Regions from separate parts of the Homo sapiens genome. Here regions 1 and 2 are each linked to region 3. The links are chromatin loops, found by intact Hi-C in ENCODE. Cell type or tissue: B cell. All regions are shown on one strand. Each heading gives the region's core, and the rest is flanking DNA. Links, peaks and the distances in the headings are about the cores only. Region 1 overlaps LEKR1 (leucine, glutamate and lysine rich 1). Region 2 overlaps LEKR1 (leucine, glutamate and lysine rich 1). Region 3 holds the start of LINC00881 (long intergenic non-protein coding RNA 881).

The links. Hi-C counts contacts between places; a loop is a spot of excess contacts. Peaks named below come from ENCODE experiments on the same cell type or tissue, not always from the same donor. Only the 100,000 strongest peaks of a DNase experiment are listed, where the experiment ranks them.
Region 1: a loop joins it to region 3, with 5 times the contacts of the local background. A loop is called at or near these places in 3 of 110 quality-filtered maps.
Region 2: it touches region 3 in a loop (10-fold over the local background); 2 of 110 quality-filtered maps call a loop at or near these places.

The regions. Positions count from the first base shown.
Region 1 is chr3:157,025,364-157,035,335 of GRCh38, forward strand. LEKR1 (leucine, glutamate and lysine rich 1) reads left to right here. Exons shown (of 13, transcript NM_001004316.3): 12 at 2,740-3,039. Among named protein-coding and RNA genes, the nearest start is that of LINC02029, 51 kb to the right of the region's middle. In B cell, for the core only: no CTCF peak of the experiment used is centred there; a DNase peak (open chromatin) is centred at 4,248; H3K27ac peaks cover 562 bases.
Region 2 is chr3:156,973,012-156,982,983 of GRCh38, forward strand. It overlaps LEKR1 (leucine, glutamate and lysine rich 1), which reads left to right. Exons shown (of 13, transcript NM_001004316.3): 7 at 6,183-6,264. It also overlaps the pseudogene KLF3P2. Among named protein-coding and RNA genes, the nearest start is that of LINC02029, 100 kb to the right of the region's middle. RefSeq lists an enhancer at 5,634-5,763. In B cell, for the core only: no CTCF peak of the experiment used is centred there; a DNase peak (open chromatin) is centred at 5,700; H3K4me3 peaks cover 1,676 bases; H3K27ac peaks cover 2,423 bases.
Region 3 is chr3:157,084,230-157,094,201 of GRCh38, forward strand. The region is part of intron 3 of LINC00880 (long intergenic non-protein coding RNA 880); the gene reads right to left. It overlaps LINC02029 (long intergenic non-protein coding RNA 2029), which reads left to right. Exons shown (of 3, transcript NR_135546.1): 2 at 3,630-3,787; 3 at 4,058-4,318. It overlaps LINC00881 (long intergenic non-protein coding RNA 881), which reads left to right and starts at 5,652. Exons shown (of 3, transcript NR_034008.1): 1 at 5,652-5,893. RefSeq lists a silencer at 4,947-4,996 and an enhancer at 5,957-6,056. In B cell, for the core only: no CTCF peak of the experiment used is centred there; DNase peaks (open chromatin) are centred at 5,022 and 5,692; H3K4me3 peaks cover 1,890 bases; H3K27ac peaks cover 2,149 bases.

The sequences.
Region 1 (9,972 bases), core at 1,864-6,863, 60 kb before region 3:
CACCTCCCTAAATTTCTTAAACAGTATGTTCTAAATACTAAAGGTTTTGTTAAGGTTTTCCTGTTTTTATAGGACTTGAGTGTAGAGTGTGTATGTGTGTGTGTGTGTGTATGTGTATTAATCAAGACCTAGTGGGGAAATAACATTTTGAATACATGCATTAAGAGTCTGTGTTAATTAAGCATCAGACAAGACCTAATGGCTTCTACATTTGTGTACAGGAGGTATGGTACATCCATTTCAGTAGTCCATTGTGAACAACAGGCAGCACCAGCTACATGTGTACAACCAGTGCAATAGCACATGGTCCCACACTCAGAAAGGCTTCATGCTTTGGATTTATTGCTTTGCAGATACTACCTTGAAATTCTTAATAATCTAACTGGGCATGGTGGCTCATGCCTATAATCCTAGCACTTTGAGAGGCCCAAGCAAGAGGATCACTTGAGGCCAGGAATTCAATACCAGCCTGGACAACATAGCAAGACTGTCTCTATTAAAAAAAAAAAAGACTTAATTAGCCTAGTGTGACGGTTCATACCTGTAGTATGTTCATACCAGTGTATACCCTGGCTACTTGGGAGGCTGATACAAGAGGTTCACTTGAACCCAGGAGTTCAAAGCTTCTGTGAGCTATGATCATACCATTGCACTCCAGACTGGGCAACAAAGTGAGACTCCTTCTCTAAAAGAAAAAAAAAAATCTTAGTGATTTTATCTTTGAACTTCTGTTTTGTAAGTGAAATCCTACTGTGGCAATGGAGCATGTGCCACAAGCTTAGAGCCTTGGCTCCCCCAAGGTTCTGCCTCCCCTAGAGGGTTCTCACCTCTTGCTTCCTGGCTCCTGATGCCCCAGGCTCCACCGAGTCTCCCCCTTTCTTCTTCCTCTCACTCTGTGACTGCTGTTGCAGCCCTGGGTGGTTCAGGATCCCATCAGCAGGAGAATGCAGACAGGCAAGCTGGAACTTGCCAAATGTTACAGTTTCTTAAGAGAAGTCATAAATCCTGATTTTTAAATCAAGATTTTGTAAGTGAAACCTCCTGATCTTTAAATGTTGACTGCCTTTTAAAAAATAAAAACATATTTGTGGTTATGTGAACCTCCTCTCCCAAAGATACTTTCAGTGTCAGCTCTCCTCTGGGTGATGAAAACCACTGTGCAGACCTGACAGTGGCCTTCTTCCCTCTTGGATTAATTGAAGATAATAGAATATTAATTTATAAAATTATGAACTATGGTGAAGAGACTTCTCACACAAGTTATTCTTTCTGTAAATTTAACATTTGAAACAAATTTTGGATACATAACTCTTTTTATGTAACAGTTCACAAAGTCCTTGGAACCTTGGTCTGTGAATGTTTTCCAGATTCTTAGTGGGCTAGTTTCTTGTTGTGCTAATATTTATAACATGACAATAATTGAGCATAAGTAATAAAGATATGTTTCATTAGAAGCAGCTCTTGTTTCGTTGTTTTGTTTCTTAAGGAGAAAGAAAACAAGAGGACTTTTCCCTTCTAAAGACTTTCATGCCATCAGGAAAAGCTTCTCCAAGTTATTCTCTCATTCATTTATCTAGAGGAACCACCTTGAGAAGCAATACATTTTCAGAATATTCAAGTGTTTTCTACAACTGTGCTGTCCGTCATGATAGCCACATGTGGCTGCAAAAGTTTCCATTAAATTAATTAAAATTAAATACAATTTAAATTCAGTTCCTTGGTCACATTAGTCATATTTCAGGTGCTCAATAGTCAATACTCTTTTTTGAGAGCTATGGTTAGAGTATTTACACCATGGAAATTACATACAAATCTTGCTTTTTTTTTTTTAAATTTGAGAGTCAGTTGTTAAACATTTACCAGCACCGTCAGTAGTCACATGTGGCTAGTGACTACCATATTGGATAGCATAGAATATCTCTAACACCACAGAAAGCTCTGTTGGGCAGTACTGTTCTGGAAGGCATAGTATCTGGAGTTCCTCCAGCCATTATATACAAAAAAGAAAAAAAAATTATGTTAAAGAAAAATTTATTGGTACAGTTAGGGTAAAGTATAACTCTAGTGCTCTCCTCCTTGCATTCCCCCAAAATCAGGCATTTTGAGATCCCAAAGCCAACCTAGTTAGGTCCAGACAGTCCCCTGATCTACTTGTCAAGACTTGAGCTGAGGCTGGGCACAGTGGCTCACAGCTGTAATCCCAGCACTTTGGGAGGCTGAGGCAGGAGGATTGCTTGAGCCCAGGAGTTTAAGACCAGCCATGGTAACACAGAGAGACACCATCTCTACAAAAAATAAAAAATTAGCCAGGGGTGGTGGCATGAGTCTGTGATCCAGCTACTGGAGAGGCTGAATTGGTAGGATCGTTTGAGCGCAGGAGGTCAAGGCTGCTGAGAGCCATGATTACACCACTGCACCACTGTGCTCCAGCCTTGGCAACAGAGCAAGACCCTGTCTCAAAAAAAAAGACTTGTGCTATCCTTTGTAGCTTAATATAGTCACAGAAATTTATATATTTCCAAAAGTGCCCAAGTGATTAATGTGATACTGTTTTAAGTAGAAAAATAAATGTTTTAGTCTTTTAAAAAGAAAATCTTGAAGGCCTGCACATCATGGGTTTGGTTTCATCTGATCAAGTGAGTACACTGATTAATGAAAATAAACCTCTTAAAAACCATAAGAATTCTGTGGTTACCTAGAAACTATCGCCTACAAGCTAATATGAGATTTATCTTACAGATATCTGACTTAATCACAGGCGCTACAAGAGATCTAAGGCAGGAAGTGACCACTCTTAAAGAAAAACTTCACAAATCCCATATTCGGTACACTGAAGAATCTAATTCAAAGGAAAAAGAAATTGAAAATCTTAAAAATTTGGTTGCAGAATTTGAATCTCGCTTGAAGAAGGAAATTGACAGTAATGATTCAGTTTCAGAAAACTTGAGGAAGGAAATGGAACAGAAGTCGGATGAACTGAAAAGAGTAATGCTGGCTCAAACACAACTGATAGAGCAATTTAACCAGTCCCAGGAAGAGGTAGGAAGCAGATAGTGGTAACTTTGCAATTAATCAAAGAGCACATGTTCTTTCAACAAACAAACAAAAACGTGAAAGGCAGCTTAGTTTCATGGAAAGAGTCCTGGAATGTTAGTCTGACCTAAATCACATCCTGGTGCTCTGTCCTTAATCACATCCTGGTGCTCTGTCCTTAACTTTAGGCAGTCACTTAGCCTCTCCAGACCTGGCTTTCCTGTGAACTACATAATCTCTAAAAGTTTCCTTAGCACCTAGTTCTTTCTTGCAAATAACTATTTTAAGCCTCTAAGAGTAGGAATCTTTATATGTTTATGTCTTATTTGTTTTAACGTTAAATTGTTGCCAAATAAACTTTTAGAGAACTTTCTGCATACATTTAAAAAAATTAGACTATGTCTTTTAAACACAATTTTACCTTAGGTTTTTACTTCCTATCAATGTAAACTTATAAGGTAATATGCATGCGTCGGTTTTCTTTCTTATGTATGTATGATTATTTCAGTGATGGTTTTCATTCAAACTGGAGTAGACCTATTTTGATTTGAAAACATTTTTGAAAGTCTTATGTCTGAACTACTGAGCAGTTTAGAAATACTGAAACAATTCATCTGTTCTCTAATCATCAATATCATATCACATTACAATATTTGATCCCTTTGATGACAGTATAGCAAATAAAGGTAAATGGAGGAAGATTCTGAATGTTGGTGAGAAGTAATATCTTTGTTGGTTTGGCATCAGTAAAGGCATAAAAGGAAAGTGCTAACAGCAATATCGATTATTAACAATTAAATATGCCATGGTCTTGCTATATTTAAATTATCAGCCAAAATAGAAAGTTTACATAATCATTGTAATTATGTAATTATGAAGTGAACCTATTACAAAGAAGTTATAAATATAAGATAAAATATGGAGTAGATAGAATACTAGATCAAGAATAATGCCTAAAACAACTCTATAAGTAGAAATTATTTACATGTTACAAATGAGGAAGAGACTGAAGAAGGTTGAATAATTTCCATAAGGTCAGACAGTTTGGTGGAGCCAAGATTCAAATTCGAATCTCTATGATATGATGTTTCCTCTTTTGGGAAACCCAGTTCTTATTATTCTGCTTCTGTATTTCACAGTGACCACAGACTTAGCAGTTATAATCTCCAGGGACTCAATTTTCTTTTAGTATTATAATTAAGACAAAAAGATGATTAAGTTCTCTTGTTGTTACACAGCAGCTCAGTCCCCCCAATGAAGGAAGCCGCACCCCTAGTTCAGGCAGGAGTAAGGAGGGAGAGCACACGTGGACTTAGCTCTGCTAGAGAAACCCTGAGAAAGAGAGAAGTGATGCTGATTTGCCTCAAATGAGACAGCAGTAGTGAATCTCTAGAGGAGGGAAGCAGGATAAAGGACAGAAAGATTGAGGCAACTAGACTAGCAGGTTTTCTAACTATTCATTCACAAAAGAAATGGCAATATAGAAAATGAGGAGTAACTTATAAACTAGGACAAACAGAAAAAGACGGAAGGGCCAAATTCAGTAAATGTATATTAGCATCTGTGTTACTCTGTTCTTGCCTTAGTCTAAAGGAATATGTGAGACTGGATAATTTATAAAGAAAAGAGGTTTAGTTGGCTCATGGTTCTGCAGGCTGAACAGGAAGCATAGTTCTGGCGAGGACCTTAGGAAGCTTACAATCATGGCGGAAGGTGAAGGAGAAGCCAGTGCATCACATGGTGAGAGAGAGGTGGGGGGAGGTGCCACATTATTTTAAACAACCAAATCTCGCATGAACTAACACAGCAAGAACTCATTCATCACCAAGGGGATGGTGCTAAGCAATTCATGAAGGATCTGCTGCCATGATTCAAACACCTCCCACTAGGCCCCACCTCCAACATTGAGGATTACATTTCAACATGAGATTTGGAGTTGACAAACTTCCATACCCCATAACAGCATCTATCTGGGTGCCAGGCACGTGTTAGATAGGTACTGGTGATGTAATTATGAATAAGACTGACAACTGCCACTTCCTGCTCTCAAAGAAGAATTTAAAGAAAACTTTGCATGAGTAATTAAATTAATATCCAAAGGAAAGAATGATCTAAACAGAATTTATCATAAAAAAAGCATAGACTGAAAGCTCGAACATTTGCATGAAGAGCCTGTATAAGTTATCTATTGCTACGTGACAAATTACCCCCAAGTTTAGCAGCTTCAAACAACAAACATTTATTATCTCATAGCTTCTGTGGGTCAGGAATCTGAGCATGGCTTAGCTGAGTGTCTCTGGTTTAGAGGCTCAAGTTCTCTCATGAGGTTGGTGTCAGGGTATCCACTGGGCTGCAGTCTCATCTAGAGGCTCAACTAGGATGGGATTGGCTTTCAGGCTTACTTATATGGTTTTTGGCAGAATGTATTTGGCCAGAGGCTTCCCTCAGTTCCTTGCCACATGGACCTCTCCATAGAACAGCTCAGTGTGTCAGCTGACTTCCCTCAGGGCAAGCGAGTGAGAATGAGAGAGAGAAGGTGCCAAGACAGAAGCCACAGTCTTTTTGCAACCTAATCTCGGAAGAGACATACCAGTGCTTCTGCTGTATTCCATTTATTACAAATGAATCAGTAAGTCCAACCCACACTCGAGGTGAAATCATTGCACAAAGATATGAATATCAGGAGAGTAAGGATCATTAAGGGGGCGTTTTAAAGGCTTCCAATCACAGGGCTTCGGGAGGTGATTTTGGCAAGAGAAAATAGACTAAAAGTGAAGAGTGGATTTCTTCATCGACAAAAGGAGCTGCAGTTGGAACTCTTCCTGCTCATTAGTTTTTAAAAGAAGCCACTTAGGAATAAAGCTTTTTTAAAAAAATGTGGACTGAAAGACATAAGACATTGGGTTGGTATATAAATGATCACAGATCATTGCTAGAGAGGAGAAAAGGATCATCCCAAAGGTAAAGAAAACCAATTAAGGGTATACTTAGGGGGGCAATTTCCTTTTGTGGGAGCGGGGAGGGTAGACTAGAGTTTCCTTTAGAAGTTACCAAAATATCACCTCAAAGTTAACTAATTCGAACTGAACTGTAAGAGTAAATAATTAAGGCTGCTTCTCTGGCTAAGCATGCCAGAGTCCAAAATATGCTTATAAAAATAGGAAATGAGCCAATAAAAGGGATAGGATTTATGAGCCAAAAAGAATAGAGGCCATAGCATGTAAAGTGAAAAGCACCACTTTTTTTGAAAATGCATTCCAGACACTTGAAATTTCTCAGATTCTGGAGAAATAAAGCTGCATTTAAGTGGAAAACAAATTCCCATTCGAATGAAAATAAATTAATGGTCTAATAAGGAGGCTAATTAAGAGGAGGAAAGCCCTGTTCTCTTTCAAGAGGCCAAATAATGGGTAGACTTTGTTTTTAATTGTATGAAGAAAGTTCTCAAGGATAAGAGGAAAGCCAAAGCCTCTAAAGGGCAAAATGGGCCTTCCTAAGTGGAGCAGGGATTATTGGAGGGCATCCCCAGAAACAGCAAGGGTCGCAAAGCAGAGCAACAAAGGGTGCAGGTCAATAAAAAGAGAAAATGGAAAATAAAACTGTGCTAGAAATGTAAATGTGAACAAGGAGTCCCTGAGAAGATACATTAAAAGATTGGAAAGGAGGGAGGGAGGGAGAGAGAGTGAGAGAGAGAGAGAGAGAGAAAGTTAATATGTTAGAGAATAACACTTATCAATAAAACCAAGTCAAAATGGGTCATGTGCTTCTTGATGCCCATTTTCCTTCCTACTGGTTCCATGTGAGTACAGTCAAGACAGTGTGACCCCCTATTACGGACCTTGTTGTGATCCAGAGGAAGAATGTGGTAAATCAAATAAACAGCTCACATACAATCACCGAAGGACAATCAGTACAGATAGTTCAATATTTTTGTTGTTTGAAGACCACACATAAGGGAGCCAAAAGAGCAGTAGTTTTAAATGCTATAGTTCTTGTAGTCATACAATGAAGATGAGTGATACTCAAAAATAGAAAATAATGCTCTTGGTTAAACATGGAGAATTGAATACATATGTTTATCTCTACTTCATTCCATTGCCACTAAAATGGCAGTCAATTAATAAAAAGTGAATAAATCCATTAGGACAAAGAGAACAGGAGAGGAGTTAGCACTTGATAAAAAAGATATTGGCCAAAGCTTACAAAAATGGAAAGCAAGTGTCTAAGAGATAAATAACTTATCATATAGAATACTGAAACCTAATGCCCGTGAGGATTGGGGATGGGAGGATTCAAAATGGAGAAAATCTAGTTATGTGACACAACACTGGAGAGGCTCAGGAATTGGAGAAACTAGATGCAGGCATAACTTGTTTTATTGCATGTCACTTTATTGTGCTCCACAGATACTGTGGTTTTTTTTTCCCCACAAATTGAAGGTTTGTGGCAACCCCTATGTCGAGAAAGTCTCTCAGTGTCATTTTTTCAACTGCATGTGCTCACTTTATGTCTTTGTGTCACAGTTTGGTAATTCTTGCAATATTTTAAACTCTTTCATTATTATTATATCTGTTATGGCCACAAAACCAGTGATCTTTGATGTTACTATTACACTTGTTTGTGGGTGCCAAGAATGGTGCCTATATAAGACAGCAAACTTAATAGATAAATGTTGTGTGTGTTCGGACTAATCCACTGACTGGCCAGTCCTCCATCTCTCTTCTGCTCAGGACTCCCTATTTGCTGAGGCAAAAACAATATTGAAATTAGGCCAATTAACAACGCTACAATGGCTCCTAAGCATTCAAGTGAAAGGAAGAATTACACATCTCTCACTTTAAGTCAAAAGGCAGAAATGATTAAGCTTAGCAAGGAAAGCAAATCAAAAGTTGAGATAAGCCAGAAGCTAAGCCTCTTGTTCCAGTTAGCCAAGTTGTGAATGCAAAGGAAAAGTTCTTGAAGGCAATAAAAGTGCTACCTCAGTGAATACATGAATGATAAGAAAATAAAACAGCCTTCTTGCTGATATGGAGAAAGTTTGAGTGGTCTAGGTAGAAGATCAAACCAGTCATAATATTCCCTTAAGCCAAAGCCTAATCCAGAGCAAGACCCTAACTCTCTCCAATTGTATGAAGACTGAAAGAGATGAGGAAGCTGCAGAAGAAAAATTGGAAGCTAGCAGTGGTAGGTTTATGAGGTTCAAGACAAGAAGCCATTTCCAGAACATAAAGGTATAAGGTAAGATAGCAAGTGCTCATGTCGAAGCTGTGGTAAGTTATCCAGATCTAGCTAAGATCATTTATGAGGTAGCTACATTAAACAACAGGTTTTCATTGTACATGGAACAACCTTCTATTGGAAGAAGGTACCATCTAGGACTTTCATAGCTGTAGTACAGAAGCTTTGAAGCCAAACTTCAAGAATTAGCCTTCAAAGGACAGTCTAATTCTCTCATTAGGAGATAATGCAGCTAGTGACTTTAAGTTGAAGCCAATGCTCATTTACCATCCCAAAAATCCTAACACCCTTAAGAATTATGCTAAATCTACTCTACTCTGTGCTTTATAAGTGGGACAACAAAGCCTGAATGACAGCACATCTTTTTGCAGCATGGCTTACTGAATATTTTAAGCCTGTTGATACCTACTGTTCAGAAAAAAAAAAAAATCCCTTTCAAAATATTGCTTCTCATTGACAATGCATCTGGTCACCCAAGAGCTCTGATGGAGATGTACAAGGGGATTAATGTTTTCATGCCTGCAAGCACAACATCCATTCTGCAGCGCATGAATCAAGGAACAGTTTTGACTTTCAAGTCTTATTATTTAAGAAATATATTTCATAAGATGATAGCTGTCATAGTTATTGATTCCTCTGATGGATCTGGGCTAAGTAAATTCAAAACCTTCTGGGAAGGACTCACCATTCTAGATGCCATTCAGAACATTCCTAATTCATGGGTAGAGGATAAAATATCAATAATTACAAAAGTTTGGAAGAAGTTGATTCCAGCTCTCATGGATGACTTTGAAGGTTTAAAACTTCAGTGGAGGAAGTGGCAGAAATAGCAAGAGAACTAGAATTAAAAGTGGAGTCTGAAGATGTGGCTGAACTGCTGCAAACTTGAACATATAAAAAGTTACTTCTTATAGATGAGCAAAGAAAGCCATTTGTTGAAATGGAATCTACTCCTGTGAAGATGCTGCAAAAAATATTGAAATTACAACAAAGGATTTGGAATATTATATAAAATTAGTTGATAAAGCAGTGACAGGGTTTGAGAGGATTGACTCCAATTTTGGCAGAAGTTCTACTGCGGGTAAAATGCTGTCAAACAGCATCACATGCTACAGAGAAATCTTTCATAAATGGAAGAGTCCCTTGATGTGGCAAACATCATTGTTGTCTTTTTTTTTAATTTTTATTTTCTTTTTGAGACAGAGTTTCACTCTGTTGCCCAGGCTGGAGTGCAGTGGCGCAATCTCAGCTCACTGCAACTTCTGCCTCCCAGGTTCAAGTGATTTCTGTGCTGTTGTCTTCTTTTAAGAAATTGCTACTGCCATCCCAACCTTCAGCAACTTCCACCTTGATCAGTCAACAGCCATCAACATTGAAGCAAGACCCTCCACCAGCAGAAGATACAACTTGCTGAAGGCTCAGATGATTGATAGCATTTTTTAGCAGTAAAATATCTTTAAATTAAGGTATGTACATTTTTTAGACTTAATGCTATTGCACACTTAACTACAGTATGTTGTAAACATAATTTTTATATGCAATGGGAAACCAAAAAATTCATGTGACTTTCTTTATTGCAATATTTGCTTTATTTTGGTCTAGAACCAAACCCACAATATCTCTGTATGCCTATGCCTCTGAAAGAGGGATGTAAGGGTGGAATTGAAAACAAGGCTGTTTGAAAGATTATAAAAGGACCAA
Region 2 (9,972 bases), core at 2,755-7,754, 110 kb before region 3:
ATAACAAATAAGAAAGTTACATTTTAATGCCAAGACACATACCAGATAATATCAATGAAAACTGCAGAACTATTTTTTGTTTCATGTACTGTATTTTAATCTTAGGCACTTAATTCTAAACATATTTGCAGGCACTCTTATTTCTAAAGTCTGCGAAGTTTTATTCATTCTTTCAGTGATTATTTTTTAATCAACTTCCATGTCTCAAGCACTATAACAGATAAGGTTCCTGTTCTCATGAAACTTACATTCTAGTAAGTTTACATTGAAATGATTCAATGAGTGTAAAGCACTTAGGGTATAGTACCTGGTACATAGTAAGTATTCCACATTTATTAGCTATGATGATGATGATGGAAGACACCCATATATAGATGCTATTCGAAGCCATGAAACTAGATGAAATTATCTTGGGAGATAATGCAGCTAGAGAAAAGGGCTAGGGGCTGAGCTCCTTGTGCTTCCCAGCATTTAGAGTGAATCTAAGATTAAGAATAATCAACAGAACCTGAGAAGATAGCCAGAATATTGCCAAGAGAGAGAAAATAACTGGGTCACATGCTGCGTAATATTTGAATTCGATAAGAACAGAGAATTAAATTTTGAAATTGCCAATATAGACCATCATTCATCACCTTGAAAAGAGCTGTTTCTGTGGAGGAGTGAAAAAGAAAGCTCAATTGGAATGGATAGAAAAGAGACTGAGGAAAAGGCAAATCATAAAAGGAGAGTCATGAATGGCCAAGAAGTATAAGGTGAGGTGCTCAGCTCCAAAAGGAAGCAGAGAACTGCAAGTTAAACCAGAGACACTACTTTGTATTCTTCATATTGGCAAAAATTAGAAAAATAGCTGTTTCTAATGAATATTAGCTGCTTCTAATAAATGTTATAAAGCAGGAGCCTTTATTCAGTGAAGTAGGAATGTAAGCTAGTGCCTCCATTTTGGGAACCATTTGGCAGTATTTATGTGTATTCCTATGATCTCATACTTAATACCTAATACCGCCCTGGAGACATACTGCAGACAAATTGTCCTATAAGTACACAACAAGATGGGTAAAAAACTTTCATTGTAGGATTATTTATGGTGACAAGGTTTCAGGTAACCTAGGTTCTATCACTATGGTACTGGATAAGTAAAATGTGGTATGTGCACATGATGAAATATTATGTATCAGTCAGAGCAGAGTGAATCATATCTACATGTAGCTACATGGATAGGTCTCAAAAAACATAATATTGACTAAAAAGAATAAGAGTCAAAATGAGACTTGTAGTTTAACTTGATTTGTGTAATTTTTAAAACACCTTCAAAACGAATAATTTTTTCACATGTTAAGATGCAGGTTAGAAGGTATACATTAAATTCACAAGCATAAATGCTCTCTAGAATGGATCATTCCCAAATGAAAATGAACATCTCAGTTTCACCCATATTAAAAACGAAACAAAACTGACAACGCTCCTTGTTACCATATTCACCTCCAGCTGCAATTCAGTTTTTCTGCTCCCTATTCATGGAATCAAATGGGGTGTCTTTAATTGCTGTTTCAAACATTATCTCCTCCCCACTACCCTCCAAAAAGCTTTCTTGCCCTTTTTTGTTTGTTTTCTTTTGTACCTTGGGCACATAGAACAGAGTTGATTAGACTCTGTAGTACAAAACATGCTATCATCCTTGACCCGTGCCAGCAACGCCCCCCTCTAATTAATATACCTATAAATTTTTCTAACAGAAAAATAGAATAATACAACATGTATGTGTTCCCATCATCCATAGTTAACAAGTTTTAAAATTTTGCCATAGTTGCACTATAGATTGTTAAAGAAGAAAAAGACAATTAACACTTCCATTTTTACTCCTCCCCATACAAAGATAGCTACTGGTGACACCAGGTCCAAGTGCAAAAACAGCATATCCTCAAGGTGAGAAGTGATGAGATTCAGGGCAGAAGTGGAAGAGTAGCCTTCATGCCACCACCAATGATAATAGCTAACATGTGCGTGTTACTCCCAATGTGCCTGCAACTATTCCCCTTCTTTACATACATTAAGTAATTTAATTATCAGAACAGTCCTGTATGATAGTGACTATTTTACAGATAATGAAACTGGAGTTAACAGTTAACAGGAAGCAGAGCCAGGATTTGAAATTAGGCAGTCTGGCACTCTAAAGAGCTCCTGCATGACACCTTTAAACTATCCTGTCACAGACAAGTGTTGAGTTCTTGTTTTTCCTTGTCTTCAATTACCTATACAATAAAAAAGTACAGCCTTCTATTTTACATTAAAAAAAAAATTTCCCTGATCTCTGGGTGCCAGTTCATCTGCCTGCTTGTTCTTCCATTATGCTACTTTAACCTGGAATCATTTTCCTCCACATAGCACTTTGAACCAGATTTTTAAATGTTTTGCGTTTCCTTTATCCAGTAAGTTTTAAGCTTGAAATAACTTTCCACTATATAGGTTTTAGTTACTGTTTTCTCAAACATTATACTAACTTAATGTGCCCTCCAAGTGACTATGAAGTTTTATATCAGCCTATAAAATAGCTAATTATGAATACCTTTTATATTTGTAGTTTCTAGAAACCTGTAGGGATAGCAGGATTCTCTTAAATGACTGATTATCCCAAATCTGATGCCTGTGTAATGCTATCCAGCAAACAGCTGGCTTCATATGAAGAGAGGTTAAGAACTCTTTCTGTCTTGTTCATTTAAAATCATTTACTTCTTATTTAATATCTGCAAAGAACACAGTCACATCATAGTAGAATTTACTGTTGTAAATTTTTTATTGTTTCCATGGGTTCTGCCTTACATCTGCATGGTGTTTAAAGCCAATGCTTCCTTTATTTTTGTAGGCATTTAGGGCCTTGTTCCTCATAATCCAATGTCATGCTGAGTGACAGAAAATTAAAGTCGAATTTCTTTAACTATAGAGAAGGACTGGGCAGAACAATAATACACTTATTTAACAACTCCTTGCCTCAGAAACTGAAGGAGCTGTTTTGTGCAGGTGGCTTAATCTCTCTGCAGCTTATCCTAATGGTGTTTCTTTATTTATTAAGGACAGGAACTGGGCACTCTGCTTCTAAAAACAAAAGGACCAGACTAGTCTACCAGAACCTATAGTGAACTAGTAGGATGTTTATATTTCATTCAGAAGAGCAAAGCTTTGAATTAGCTGCCATTTTTACTGTCTATTATTCTACTAATTCTCAGGTAATTGAGAATTAACTGCATAAAATTACATATCAAGTACCAGTTCTTTGAAGTTCATTTTAAGATAAGTCTTCCTTTTAATTTATAGCTGCATTTAGAAGTAATAACATAAAATTTATCATATGGGCTCAGACCTATGCTTCATCTAGTTTAGGATCATATCCTGACAAAAGCACCAGGGGCCATTTAATAGTAAGGTGTGATTGTTCTCTCTGATGAAATCTTCTCATGGAATCAGTCACAGTAACACCATAATTTTATTAATATTTTTATTAACTATAATATATATTTAAGCTTTCTAAAACTAAAATCTAAACCACCTTTTGGAGTTAGAAATTCTACCAGTTTACTGCATATTTCATTGTTAAGTAATTCTTTTCATTTGTCTTAAGTATACCTCTTTAAGGATTCTGGGAATATGGTAACAGATTTGTAGCCACACTTACCACACTCTTATGGACAATATCATATTCTCTTGCAGCTTTTATATCTCAAGAGTTTATATTTCAAGTGTGAGAGATATAAGAACTTTAGGATCAGGCAGACCTGAGTTTGAATTATAGGATCTAACTAGCTGAGTGACCTTGATAAGTTAATTACTCTAATCCTTAGAGTTTTCTTGGTAGTTGTGACTATACATGAAATTATATGAAATCAATAAAACCTAACAAGTATGGGTCATCTACTCTACACCATTACCTAATAAGTTTTTTCAGACCCGGGAAGGCTTATTGCATGGAATACAGATGGAGCCAGTGGACCTCACAGTAAACAAGTGGAGTTCACCCGTTTGGCTGGGAATTCTTCCTCTCTGAAGTTCCCATCCTTGAACTGGAGAGCCTCTCCAGAGCTGAGCATGCCTTCTTCCAGCCCATGATGAAAAATACTCACTCTCTTCTCTGGGCATGCAGCCCTTTGGCGTGCCACTCTCCATGCCACCGGTGATGGCAGCTGCCTTCTCCTGGCACAGAATACAGAGCCTAGGGATCCTGCCTGGTGGTGGTATGGTCTGTCCCCTTTATGTAAATGAGTTACCTCCAGCAGCCTCTCATTGTTTCCTTGTTGGAGGAAATGGAGAATTCAAATAGTAGCATGCAAGTACCTGTAATTGAATCATATAAGAAGCCTATAGCATAGGAAAAAAAATTGAACCTGTGATCAAACAACAGAGGACAGATTATTATCCTGAAGAAATGTCACCCCCCCTTAATGAACTCAGTGCCCACCCCTTGCAACAAGCATTGTTGCAAGAGAATCTCCCTTAGGTCATAGTGCAGCCTGGGAAGAGACCTTTACTGATGGAATTGGTGGATAACTCAAAGGAAGCAGAGGATACACAGATGTGATTATGACATATGCAACAAAGTATACACTAAAAGTTTCCACGTGAAATCATACAGAAGAACACACACAGGAGATAAACCCTACAAATGTACATGGGATGGATGCATATGGAAGTTTGCTCTGTCTGATAAATAAGACATTTCTGAAAACATACTGGAGTCAAATCTTTTTGGTGCCTGGACTGTAACCACAGCTTCTGTTCTGACCATCTTGCCTTCTACAGGAAACGCCACATGCTAGTCTGAATGCCTTTGTCTCCCACCTCAACATGACTCCCTACTCACCTGGCTCTTTCTCTATACTCCCACCATTATCTATCACACTTTTTACATGTACATTTTAATTTTGATTCAGCTGGTCTGATCCTCTGAATTTATATCATCCAAAACTTCCATATGGTCAGTAGCAGGTACTCTCTAATCCTCCCTCTCCTTACCATGGGTGACCTAAAAAATGAGAACTTTTTTTAGAGATGCTAAGCAAACTATTCTTAGAGATAGATAAAGTTAATGTAATAAGAACAAGAAAACATGTAAACTAAGAAACAAAAATTAATGTATGTAAAAGCACTGGATAAACAAAGGTTTATACAAATGTCTGGTAAATGCTAATTAAAACATTTGTTTAGAGTGAATTTATTTTCTAATTTAAGGAACTAACTCTTTGTAAAATAAAGTTAAGAATGCCGATTTATATAGTTTTATGTATTTATATGGATGCATAAAGATTTTAAAGTTTACTATTAAAATATGTCACTGAAACACCTGAACAGATGGAACATAGAAATTTTACAACTCCAGTGTTTTGAACATTTTTTTTCTGGAGACACCAACCAGTCTATCAGTTTGTTTTCCATTATAACTTATTCTCAAAAAGCGTACCAGCAAGGGCTGTCACTGGGGCTGGGGTTCAGATCACAGTTTCCACACACAGGACAATGGAAGGACTTAGATAATTCAAGCCATTTGTTCTTTCTGCTATGGTTTCAGTTCTGCATTCACACACTTGTTAGACAGGGCTGCTTGAATAATAATCCTCAAATACTGCTTACATTCTCCAGTTAAAGACTCTATGGAAGCCAGTTTCCTGCTTGTATTCTCTTGGTTTTGAAAGTCACTAAAATGCCTTTTAGATGCTACCCAGAGTTAACACGTTCTTTACTATGAGCCTGGAACATGATTTGTCTGTTTTAGTTCTAGCAGGAAGACTCAGCCATGCTTCACAGTTCCAGACCACAAAAGTGAGCTCAGGCAATCATGTGTTTTAGAAACAAGACACGTGATCAGAAATTCTTATGTTTGTCAGCTACATACATTTCCTTTGAAAACATTAGTAAAATTTAGCCTATTAGCTGTTTGAAAATCAGCATGGTGGTGGGGGCAGAAAGAGGCCAACAAATTGGGCCTGTCAAAACCCATTAAGTCTGTGGGGTGTTAGGATAGGGAGGGCTGAGTAGGCAATGATAAGTTGCATATGGACATACAGGCAAAGTGGAATAAGCAGCTGCCTTATTCTTCAGGAGCTGACTAGCAACAAAAGAATATGGTTTACTCTATGAAAATATCTGGACACTTAAAATGTACTAATCAGATGAAATACATTGTGTCATTTCAGATTTACAATGTCTAGTAGAGGCACTTGGATTAAAACTTCAGAAGGCGGTGACAGAGATGGACAACTATAAAGAAATGCTTATGTAAGATGGAGAATATTAAACAACTTATAACAGTGCTCTGTAGATGTGTTACAAAATGGCAAGAATTAGGAAGAAATGACAAGAATTATAAAGACCCTGGTGTGTTCTCTGTGATTCTTTTGGCAGTGATTTACTGGTGTGGGTAATAGTTTACTGCTGCTTTTCTTGCCCACTTTACTGGCCTAGATTATATATTGAAGAACCTGTAAATATTTTTAAATACATGGAGGATTTCTTTCTCTCAATAAGAAACTTACTTATCCATATATTAAAGCTTTCCCTGATAGTTCAAATGCAGTAACTTAATGTGAAATAGTCTTTGAACTTTTTTCTTATCTTTGTTTCTTTATTATCTCTCCACAAGAAACAATATTGAACTTGTATCTCAAAATTACTAATTTTAGCTTCAAAGAGAGAGTTGAGTAGCTTTGAAATGCTGAAGTACTTATGCTTGATATAAGTGAGAAAGAAATATTGGAAAACACGTGATAAGAAAATGATGTAAAATCAAGAACACTATTTCTTTTAAAAATTAATTTTCAGCCTGGGCAACACGGAGAAACTTTGTCTCCACAAAAAAATACAAAAATTATCCATGCGTGTTGGCACACTCCTGTAGTCCCAGCTACTCGGGAGGCTGAACTGGGAAGATCACCTAAGCCTAGAAAGTTGAAGCTACAGTGAACCATGATCATGCCACTACACTCCAGCCTGGGCGACAGAGTGAGACCCTGTCTCAAAATGAATAAATAAGTAAAAATTACTTTTATTTCAGAAATTTCAAAAATTATAGCATAAACATAGTATATCTATAATTATAATACTAAAATAGTATGTATATAATCTTTGAAAAGTAAGTAGATTCTTTTACTTTATGATATATATGATTTTCAGTTCCTATATTTTAGGAGGATGAACCTCATAAAAACATAAATATTTAGAATGCTTAGCAACCAAATGTTTGTGTTGACCATGAACTACTCCTAAAATCAATGTGTTTAATAAAATACTGAACACAAGAAGGAACAAATACCAAAAATACCCTATCAAATTAATGTATACTTGGATTATTTGTAACAAAATAGTTTGTTTCTGAAAAGGAAAATAAAATATTCATACTTTATAACACTGTGGTTAATAGTACAGTAAGTATAGTAGTTCAGGTGTCTGTGTAGATGGCTGGGGTTGAAGGAATTGGTGGACGGGGGTCCTTAGAAGACCCCCTAGGCCCAGGAAGTAACTTTTTGGGAGATTGTTTTAAATCATGAAAAGAAACAAGGTGATGGTTGCTAGAAAAAAAAAAATCGTTGTTGCTGTCCCTCTAATAACATCAAGGAGGGGTTTGGCCATGTGGATATCTCTTGTGGAAAGCAGTCTAGTCAGGCCCCAGCTACTGTGTGATGATTGCTTCTTGGAGTGAAGAGGGCACAGTCTAGGCATAGGGAGGTGGTGTTAGCACACAACTAAGCTAAGAGGGAATTTGTGGGCATACCAAGACTTAGCATATATAGTGGAGTCTTAGAAAGTTAGGAAAGAAGCTTAACATAGAAATGAGCATAGTGAAGAAAAGGAATAAACTTACTGGTAGTGACATGAATTGATATTTTACAGAATAAGTTGGCACAGAATTCTGTGTATATTCATGTTCTGCATAATGACATTTTGGTCAGTGACAGACCATGTATACAAAGATGGTCCTATAAGATTATAATACCGTATATTTACTGTACCTTTTCTATGGTCAGATATGTTTAGATATGCAAATACTTACCATTGTGTTACAATTACCTACACTATTCAATACATTAGCATTCTGTATAGGTTTGTAGCCTAGGAACAATAGGCTATATCGTATAGCCTACGTGTGTAGTAGGTTATTCCATCTTGGTTTGTGTACACTCAAGGATGTTCACACAATGACAAAATTGCGTAATGACACATTTCTTGGAATGTACCCCTGTTGTAAAGCAATGAATGACTGTGCATGGAGCCTGCCCATTTAATATTAACACATGCTTTGTGGTATTTTTGTTTATTATAATTTTAACATAACTTGTGCTGAGAAATGGTGAGAGTCAGGGTAGACTGGAGATGCAGGGAGAAATACACCACTAAAGTCCATCAAACTAATTATCTGTAGGAAGTTACTGTATAATTGCAGAAATGCTGATGATGTTTTATCAGTTTATAAAACTAATGTTTCCTACACGTACAAGACCTTCTTAACAATTAAAAAATGGAGATGATGCCCATTTTTAGAAATGCGAATTAGGAAAGATAGAGCCACTTAAATGGCTCCAAGTGCTGGAGACCTTTCTCTATGCTACCTGTCTCTAGCTCTTCCATCTATACTCTATCTACTCTCCTTTACTGCTAGGATTAAGTTGAGGAGTATGGGCATTTAGGATCAAAGCCTGGGACTGCTTAAAGCCTCAGGTTGCTCAGAGGTCAGGAGGTGAGGCTAGAGTCAAATGTGTGGCTTCGCCATTTTTGTAATGATAAGTTTGAAGTCAAAACAGTTCATTCAAAAAATTTGATATATTAATACAATTTGTTAGTAAACTCAAGATTTCCTGTGCACACTCAAACCTCTTTGGACTTCCAGAAATTGGAATATGCTATGAAATCAGGTTTCTTCCATTTTTAATCCTTATTCTTTGTGGGGGCTGGGAATAGGAATGTTTGTCACCTGTAAGTTAATTCTTTGTGTTGTTTAAAGATTTTTAAATATTTGGATATAAGTTTTGTGAATTTTGACAATAAAAGGAAGAAGCAATTTATAAATGGGTGAAACTGGGGTTCTTTTTCCAAGATTTTTAAGAAAATATTTTCCAAGGTTTAAAAGAACGTTGTTATGTATTTAAAAATAGAGATTTTATCAGAATGCTTTGGGCTGCAAGTAACAGAGGTAGGATAATGTCAGTTTTAGTTGATAAGAGTCTCAGCAATATCCCCAAGGATCTTGATGTTCTTTCTGTCTCCATCCTGCTGCCCTCAGCACTGGCTTCAACCCAAAGCTAAGTCAGGTCCCTATAATCGCAAGATGGCTGCAGTTCCTCCACTCTAGAGGCCTCATTTGGATATGGTGCCTGCAGGCAGGAAGGGATGGTTTTCTAGTGTCTTTTTAGAAGTGAGAAAAAAGAATTATCAGATGCCACCAAACAGCATTCTCCTTATATTTCCTTGTCTAGAACCCTTTACATATCCTCTCCTAAGTGAACCACTGGCAAGGGGAACAGGGCTGCTACAATTACCTTAGACCAAGCAAGATTTATCCTTAGAACAAATAATAATTGGAACTCTGATGGGCAGGAAATAAGCTGTAGTGAATGTTCAGAAGGTAACCAGTAGCGTTTGCTAAAGAGGTAGAGCTTTAATGATGCTCTGAGAGCTTGATGAAATTTTCTACAAATTTTATTTTTAAGTACTATAATATCTAGATTAATTAAGGGAACACCTCCCTGAAATAATGAAAAATATGAAGACTATAAAATCTAGTTCTATTGCTTTTAAACATATATGGATATAAAATATACTTTTATTACTTTCATATATATATGAATATGTGTGTGTGTGTGTGTAGATAGATAGATAGATAGATAGATAGATAGATAGATAGATAGATAGATAGATGGAAGAGCTAGAGACAGGTAGCATAGAGAAAGGTCTCCAGCACCTGAAGCCACTTAAGTGGCTCTATCCTTCCTA
Region 3 (9,972 bases), core at 2,963-7,962:
GGATTTGGTTAATAAGGGACGTCAGGGAAATCTCTGAGGAAATGATGAGTGAAATAAAATCTGAAGGAACAATAAGATTAACTAAGCCCAGTGGGTCCTGGGCAACCCCTAGAGTGGGGCTGCACATGTGTATTCAAGGCCATGAAAGATGGCAAGTGTGACCTGAGTGCAGACAGCAAGGAGGTGAGATTCTCAATCAGGCTGGGGAAGGCCATGCACGGGGAGCCACTGAAGTGTTGAAGTGGCCAGGTGATGTGATCCAATGTGCATTTCAGAAAGAGTTTGATCTCCCTGTGGAGAACAACTTGGAAAACGTCATAACTAAATGTCATTAGACCAGTTAGGAAGCTATTTGCTGCAGGTGAATTGGGGTCCAAGAGAGGAACAATGGAGGGGAAAATGATGATGGGGTAGATAGGCTTACAACATATTCCACTCCTGAAAGATCTTCCAACAGCCTTGCCCTGCAATGAGCCCTTCCCTTCATGGGCTAGATCACCATCTGAGAGAAAAGCACAACCTTCCTTTCCTTCAGCTTTGTCCCTAAGGATGTCTCTTTAACTTGTCCCTTGGGATGCCTTCATGGTTTCTTTCTAGCTTGCTCAAAAAATGAAGTAAAGCATGTCCATGATACCTGGGACATATCAACTTCAAGGTCATGGATTGAAATGATGATAACTCAAATTATAGGACTGTCAACTTTCAAGCCCCCCTGACCTTAAGTGATGGATCAAGGGGCTGGAATCAGATCAAGAGAGCTTCAAACCACTGCTGGCTGCTAGAGCATTCAATCTGCTGACTGGATGCTTAATATAATATATAATATAATATATAATATAATATTGGAATATATATATATGTGCATATATATGTGTGTGTGTGTGTGTGTGTGTGTGTGTGTGTATAGTCCAATTACCCAAAGTGGTCTTCTTCCAAACATTTTGAGGATGCTGTAATAAGATCCCTGCATCAGGTGAAAGTGGAACTAGTTACCAGATGTTCTCTTCTGCCTGGGATCCCTGCTCCTGCAAGACAGTCAGTAATCCGTTCCAAGAATGATGTTTTACCATGGTGCTGTGCTAGGCACCAGGGATTGGAAGATGAAGAAACATTTCCTGTGCTCCTGGAGCTGCAGCCTAGCAGGCCTACCAATAAGGACAGCGCCATGGGATATGCTGCAGCACAGGCGGAAGCAAAGCGCTGTGGAGACCCCAAGGCCAGATATAGGAGCTCTGCCTGGCTGAGTTAGGAAGGTTCTCCAGAGGTCACATCTGATCCAGGTGTCAAGGGATGAGCAGGAATTTATCTTGTGAAGAAGAGGTGGCTGGTTGTTTCAGCAAAAGAAATAGCTCCTAAAAAGACACCTGAGAGTAAGATGTGCCCCAAAAGTGTCCCCAGGGGTGATAGAGAGGCTGTAGCAGGAGGTAAGTCTGGAGACAGAATTCTGGTGGGGTTACTGGAGCAGGAGGGTCTGTCTGCTTTAGGGAATATACTGTGTTAGTTTTCTATTGCTGCATAGCAAATGACCCCAAAACTGAGACGCTTAAAACAGTCAACATGTGTTATCGTATAGTTTTCATGGGTCAGGAACACAGTTGTAACTTAGCAGTCCTCTGGCTCAGGGTCTCACAGGCTGTAATCAAGGTGTCAGCCAGGACCAAAGGCAACTCAAAGTTCTACCAAAGGAGGGTGAACTTCCAGGTTCACTCCTGTGGCTGCTGGCTGGAGACATCAGTTCCTTGCCACATAGGCCTCTCCACGGGGCAGGTCCCAACATGGCAGTTGGCTTAGAGAGAGACTTTTTGTAACCCAATCTTGGAAGTGACATCCCATCACTTTTGCTGTATTCAATTTGTTTAAAGCCAAGCACCAGGTCCATCCAGCCCACGCTGAAGAAGAGGTTACATGAGACAGAGAATACCAGGAAGTGATGATTACTGGGGGCTGTTTTAGAGGCTGCCTACGGCATATACCAAGAGCTATTTATGGCCTCATTGCAGCATTATCCCACTCTGCATAAATTATAGAGAAAGACATATAATTTTATTGCATATTAGTTTTTGTTGATGGGTACATTCTGGTCCCTAGGAGCCCTGAAGAACAATGTGCTTCATTTCACAGCTCTCCCTAAGGATTTTATACAACCCACTTGGCACTCACACTGTTATTATTAAATGGATTCAGCCAAAAGCTGCCTGTGGGGGTAGAGATCGGTGGGAAGGTAGGGCGGCAGAGAAAGGAAGTGCTCAGGACCCCAAATTGAATAAAGAAAAAGGTCACACGCCAACTGCAAGTTAGAAATGAATCTGAGTGAAAGTAAGTATCCTGGTTGACAGCTCACACATGATGCCAACTTGCCACAGCTTGGCAGCGCCTTTGGTTTTCCCACATGCAACTGAAAATAGCTAGCATTCATCCTGAGAGAGTGCTACTAAAATAAGTAACTACTTGGAGCTATACCTCACTGCTCATTCAAGCTGGAAGCTGTGTGCAATTATTTTGCTGAAATTAGATACAAATTAAGTTGCCACTTCCGGAACTCTTTCTCCTGTGCTATATTACAAAAAAGAAAGTGATTTTTGAACTCGGATAGCTTAGATGTTGCTTCTTAAAAATAAATGTAATCTCTTGACAGAATATCTAAAAAGACAGATTATTGATTTTAATCTCTCAGGAGACCTAACCTCTTCACGATCCAGGTTTCCTGATTTTCAGACCTGAGTTAAGTTGCTATGGATACAGAGTGACAGGCCAGTGAAGGAAACTGGGGACAGGGAGTGGCCTGCCCACAGGTGAGATATACTGTCTTTAAGCTTGTTAGGGATAGAAAAGGGGGCTAGCCTAGAATTGTCCTCTGGGACATAAGGTAATGGTCCTGCTCCCACTTTTTAAACAGTGGTTTGAAAGTTTTCTCAGGGTGTGCATACATTTGGACGTACAAGTTCTGCTACGTTTTAAAAAGCAAAACAGAATAAACAAACATATATGAAAACAAACAATAATAATGATAATCTGGGGCTTTCCTCAAACTTGGCTGGAAGTTACTGGCACACAAATAGTAGAGGTGTTTGGGGGTTTTCTGCTATGAAGGAGTCCTTGATTTGTACTATCTCAATAAAGCAACCTTCTTTTGACCTGCCTTTGGAAGAAGTAGGTGAATTTCTAAGAGCCCAGCTGTGCTGGACCCTAGGAGGCTGTCAAGACTCCCAGGGTAGGAATGTTCCTCCACAACTTTGAATTTCAATTTCCCTTTACAAAAGGCAAAATTTGTTTTATTCCCCATTGTTGGAGACATTAGTCATGGATGAAACAAATTTAAAACTCCCCCTATGCCCTGCTTCTTGCCCACCCCACACATTCCCACTCTATATCCTCATTCCAATCTAGTGAATCTTAGAAATGACACATTGAATGAAGAGCTTTGCAGGTAACCTTCCCTTCCTAATGAAGTTTCCTTTTTGCGGGGTTTTGGTGTGTGTGTGTGTGTGTGTTTGTAGTTCCATAATTCTCAAATGAAAAATTGCTAAAAGGTCATCTATACAAATCCTTAAGATGGTGAACCTCTACAACCTTACTTTAATTTTAGGAGATATTTCATTTCATGCCTTAAGTTTTGCAATTATTTTCAGTGTCTCCTTTTCCAGACTTCTTAGAGGACTTGGAAAGAAAATGAAATGACGTTGAACGAAATCAAAGTAAATTGAGTGATCTGAAACGATTTGATGTCAGCAAGAATTCCCCATACAGCTCACAGCCCTACCCCGAGCACGCCTCCCTCTTGGGTATGGTGAGTTCAGCTCCAAATTTATTCTGACAAGAAAGCACAGGCAATGGCTTCAGTGGGTCTAAATCAGGTGAAAATTCAAAGCAATCACCCTTCCTGGACAATCTTCTGCTTTCTCAGTGCTTATCATGGTCTGAAAATTCCTATTTAAAGAAGCAGAGCTTTCTTTTAAGTCCTAACAGAACAAAGTCACACTCAACAGTGCACAGGCACACGCCGGGATCGAGAATGCATTTTTGGCAAAAAGTCTCCTCTTTTCTCTGTCTCCTCCAGCTCTCTGCAGGCCCAAACCTTGCAGAAGCCATTCCATGTTTCCTGAGCAGGAAAAGACAAACTCAGACCGACAACCTTGGACTTCAAAAGACTGCACACAAGGGGAGGAAGGACTGAGAGTACCAAGGCGTGAGAATTCAGAATGCTGCTATCTCATTTATTTTTACCATTTAGGAAACGTTTTGATCTGCATTCCTTTTCCCTTCCCTGATTTCAAAAAATAAAAATAAAAATGCTTCGGTTCTGAGGAGTAACTCTCCAGATGGAAGGGGAAGATCAGGGGATGAATGGGGGAGGGCTGCTTGCGTCCTCTCCCCTGCCACACACACGCTCTCTGTTTCAGCCAGTGTAAAAATAGCCGCCCAGGTTTATGTATTCATCCCTAAGCTGCAATGAAGCGCCTGCCTCCCGGCCAGAGTCCGCTGCCTTTTAGTAGCTTATAACATCAGGTGACGCCTCCAGCCCTCCCATTCCCCGCCCCAGCCCGGATAAACGTCCTCCGTGACCTTAGAAGTTTTCAGTTTAATCAGCGGTATCGTTTTTGAGAGGAAAATCCTCCCAGCTTTGCGGGCTGGCAGGGCTCTGGGGCCCTCCCCTGCCTCCCAGCCCAGGCCGCAGAGCGAGAGCGTTTCCATCTGTGCTGCGAGCGGGAAGAGCCTCTCTGTGCTCCCCGGCACGTCCAGCGCGCGGGCGGGAACACGCTCTCCTGTGGGGGGCAGCTTTCCCAGGGACCTTGCCTAACGAGGGCCAGGCGGCTCCCCCGTGGGCCCCGAATGGCTCCTGGCAGGCAGACCCCTATCCCTGTCGAGAGCACTGATTTCCCCAGCGTCGGGGGAGGCAGCCGCGCCCTCCTGGAGCGAGGCAATCCAGCGGTCAGGCGGCGGCGAGGGCCTGCGCGTGCGCAGAAAAGAGCTGCCTCCGCGCCAGGCAAGGGGCGCGAGGGCGGAGGATGGAGGGCGAGGGCGCATGCGTCAGCCGTGCCGCTGGGGCCGCGTAGGAGAGCTGAGCTGCTGGGTCCTGCCGTCAGTGCAGTTTCTTGGCAGCACGTTGGGGACACTGCGCCATGAGAACAGAGCCACAGAATGTTAAAGGCACAGCCTCCTTCGAGGGCATTTGCATAATGCCTCCCGTTTACAGATGAGGAAATTGAGGCCCAAAGAGGTGATGGGAAAGGCCCAAAGCTGCATTTCTGGCTTCTGGCAGCTGGGACCAGATCCAGCTCGTATTGACATGGTTTAAGCACTTCTTCAATGAGCACTTATCAAAAGCCTAGATACTGTGTACTCAGTGTCTTGAGTGGCAGCGAAAGATAACCACGAATACGTCAGAAGCAGTGTAGCCACGGCTGCCCTGGATTTGGGCATAGAATCAGACAGACCTGGGTTTGATATGATGATTTCCAGAACCACACTACTAGTTGGATGGCCTTAGTGAAGCAGTTAACCGCTCCATGCCCTAGCTTTCTGGTCTGCAAAACGGAGATAAAAATAGGCTAGGGTCGTGGGATTTAAATGAGATAAGGTGCACATTGTTTAGCACAGTGCCTGCGCATGGAAGGCTCTCAAATAAATATTCGTGCAATGTTTTGAGAAGTAGAAAGTGCTAGGCACGTAGGCGTTCAGGAGACAGTCACGGTACTCGTTTCCAGACAGAAGTCATGAGGAACAAGAGGGAAGGTGCTTTCCCGTGTGCAGCGCTTGGGGAGACTCACACAGACAGAGGATCTGGCATGACAGGGAAAGGAGGAAATGGCTTCTGTTAATCTCTCCTTCAGCTTCTCCCGCCCTTCCCATGCACTCTTCCTGTTTCCCTTTCCAGTTCTCACGGTGACTCAAGGTAGGTGGCTGCAGAGAGACATTGGGACCTCTTACCAGGGAAAATATGTTCTGTAATCTGGCATAATTTAAGTTTTAAGTCCCATTTTATCATAGGGGTTCCCCTCCCCTTTACCTAGGTGTGATAGGCACAAGAAAAAGGAATGGAGTTAAGTGGATAAGTGACTAAGGTGTCACATTGGAGTAGTGTGGATCATAGATCTCAGAGCTGAAGATCATCTAGGTGGACTCCCTCATATTAAAGAAGAAGCAGTGAAAAACTGTGAAAGGCAAAATGACATCAAGTTTCAGACTCAAGTTGGAGCCATGGTGTTCTGTAGCACCATAGTTCATTCATCCACTCATACACACTACTCTGGGTGGATATCTGATATACTGCCAGGTACAAGGTTCTGCCTCAGTAGGCAGGGAAAGGGGAAAGGAAATAGAAATCCGGGAGGATTCTCGGGTTCTTTGTGCAGCTTCATGGATGTTGATACCATTTACTGTGATTGCAAGTAGAGGAACAGAAATGGACCTGAGAGGAAGATGGCATGTTTTGAACATGGGTTTGAGGTGGCTGTAGGACATCCAGGTGGAGACCTCCAGGAAGAGTTAGGAACATGAGTTCCAAGCACAGGAGAGAGGCCTGGAGGTGCCCACTGGGGAACAGTCAACTTAAAGATGGTCACTGAAGCCAAGGCAGGGCTGGGATGGCCCAGAAGAGCAGGCAGAATGAAAAGACTATGAAAGCATGAAACCCAAACCTGACAGATACCAGATCCTAAGGATCAAATAAGAGATCCTGAGGAACAGATGGAGAAATGGAAAGAAAACCAGAAAAAAGTGGCATCAAGCAGTTCACATCAAGACTCTCCAGGTTGAAGACGTAGTCAGGAGTGGGAAATGCCACCGAGATGTGAAGCAAATGAGCACCGGAATATGTCTGTTGTATTTGACAATGAGGAAGTCATTGATTACTTGTGAGACATTGGTTTTAGTGGGGATGTGAGGGCAGAAACAAAATCACACTAGGTTAGAAGCAAAATGGAGTCAAAGAAGAGAAGAGGCAGGGGTAGTGGGTATAAACCACTGCTTCAAGAGAGTTGGTTAGGCAGGGAGGGGGAAGTTACAGCTAAAAGGGGAGGCAGGGAGAGTTTCCTTTATTCATTGTCGTTTTGTTTTATTTGTTGTGTTTTGTTTTTGCAACTATGGGAAACTGGAACGAGCTTATAGGAAAGGGGAAGCAGGAGGGGTCAGCAAGGAGAAATAACTTGGAGTCTCAGTACAACCCCCAGCACCACCACAGGGTGAGTGACAGAAGAGGGGATTCTGGCCCCAGATAACCCAAAGGAAGGGATCCTCTTCCTTGGTTATTTTTTTTCTACCACTGGAAAGGAAGAAACGTACATGGGAGGTTTAGAAATGGACTTGGGGAGCTCTTTAAGCAAGGTTTATCTGTGTCAGGATCTAACCCTGGCAGTAATCTTACCATCAAATGCATTTAATCAGACCCATTTGCATGTGGAGCTGTGCCCAGTGCTATTCAAATAATGTGAAATGGATACTGTTATTACCATGTCAGTCAGGACTATGGGTAGCAAGTGACTGAAACCCAGCTCTAACCACGGGATCCATGGGTTTGCTAAAAACTGGGTAGACTGGCTTTAGGCCCAGTTAGATTTCAGGTGCTTTAAAGGTGTTGTCATGTATGATAGGCATAATGTTTTGAAATTATCAATGTAGTTTTCTCTTTTGCCTTTCAAAGCATATGAACTTAGTCTACTCTAGGCATTTATCTGCCTAGGAAGAAATGAAAGTTCTTTCCAGAAAGTATGCAAAGAGAAAGAAAACATAACACTCAGCTTCTGGCATTCAAAAATAAATTTTGTAGCAAGGCAATAGCCATGTAATTCAAGCCCTTACCTTGAGAAAATATCCTGTACATTCCATTACCTTCCTCTTCAGAGGGTCAAGAACTGAGCTTGGTAGACTAAACCTTAGGGTTTTATATTCGAAAGGTCTAGACCAGGAGAAAGTGGGGATTATCAGAGGACAGAAGTAGCAGAATAAACAAGAGGCCTGAGTGGAGAGATTGTATTGGAAAAGTAAAGCTTAACCACAAAGGCAGAGGGAGATCGTTCCCCCACGCCCCCTCCAGAATTATGAGAGGAAGAGCCCAGTGTTGGTCGGGTAGCAGCAGGCCCTGCTATGGACTTTTCAAGCTCTGTCAGGTCCCTGGGAAGGCTAGATTCTACCCAGACATAGCAGAAAGCCTGTAGCCAGCTTGCCAGAGGTGATCATTGTAGTGAGGTGACTCAGTGGTTTGGGCTGCCGAGGAGACCCCTGGGACCAGGGTTGATAGGAAGTCATGGACAGAAGTCGGAGTCTGTAGCAGCAGGAAAAGCAGAGAAGGAGCTAAGCCAGTCAGGAAACACCTTTGGGAGCACTGCTTCAGATCACCTCAGATGGACACAAGCTCCCCATCCACAGACCCCCACATCAGAGGCTTGCAGTGCACCCAGGACAGACAAAAAGTGGATGTTGTCTCAAAATAATCACATACAAGGCAGCTATGCTCAAGGACCAGTACAAGGACAAAAGTTCCCTTCCTCTCAACACCATGAGGACACAGAAAAGACACACACCACCATACTACCTCCACCCCAGCACACCCTACCTGGATGACGATCAAAACATTTAAAAATCCTTACAGGCTCAGGCGCTGAGGAGTATAAATGGAGATGTCTTACTATGTCCAGAGTTAACCCTTTAGTTGATGGATTATGAGGAGCAGGGACCTCAGGGCAGAACCTGTTTACCAACTGCTCCATGCATACTTTAGTATTTTATCAATGAGGGCAGCCATAATGCCATGTACCTGTTGAATATTGGCCATGCATCCAGATGGCATCTTTATAGGAGGGGAAGGAGAAAGAGGAAGCCATCTGAGAAAGCGAGCATGTTCTCAATGGGGATATTGAATTATTGGATTGAATCAAGATTTAAACCCTAACTAGTGAAGGACCAGACTGGTTATGGACAAACTAGAGAAATTACATTTTATTGGCACATCCAAGTTGCAGTATGAGTTGAATTTACCATCTGTCAGCTTTCTTTGTGTTAGTTTCACTCTCAGGTAGAAGCTCCAAGCATCAGCATACCAAAGGGCAAAGAATCTCTTTCTTAATAGTGCCTGCAAAATCCCAGTCAGGCTCACATTGGCTTAGCTTTGGTAATGTACCCATCTCTGAACCAAGCCCTGATTGGCCAAGCCCAGGTCACATAACTATTCCTAGCGTCATGAACTGAAAGTGGAGTGAGAGGTGGCTCCCCTAAAGAAAATCAAAAGGCTGTGAGCAGAAAAATGGGGTAATGAATGTTGGGTAGGCAGGCACAACAGATAGAACCACTATTGCCTTCTGGAGTTTAACTCTCTAAAACTCAGAAAGCACAGTATCTCCATGGCAGGAAATGAATTGGCACCTGAGCACTTATTCATACATCGATCAGTGTAGAAAACTAACTTTGAAAATCATAAAGCAGATTTATTTTTCCCTCTTAAATTTTCTTCCCACACTGATTAAATTAATTTTAATAATTAGAGTTGGGAAATATAATCAACTAAATATCTAGTATAGTTTAAAGCTTGGTATAAGCTATAAATAGTTCCACTTAGGAAATGCTCAGTCTCCCTTTTTATTGATGTGAAGACAATAACTGTTTTACTTTTTCTCTGTGTATTATTTTCTCTTTTTTAAGAATCACCTTCTTGTTGGGCATGGTAGCTCACACCTGTAATCCCAGCTACTTGAGAGGCTGAGGCAGGAGGATTGCTTGAGCCCAGGAGTTAGGGGCTGCAGTGAGCTATGATTGCACCACTGCAGTCCAGTGACAGAGAAAGACTCTGTCTCTACAAAAAGAAAGAAAAAAAAAACCATAGAATCAACTTCTCCTAAATCCAAGATGAACTGCACAATTAATTTATTGCCTATTTTTAAAAAAGGTTTTTGTAATAAACAAAAGTTAATTATTCCAGATACAAAGAGATCGTAATGGCAGCATCAGCTTTTCTTCACAGACTCTTATTTTCAATGTCAC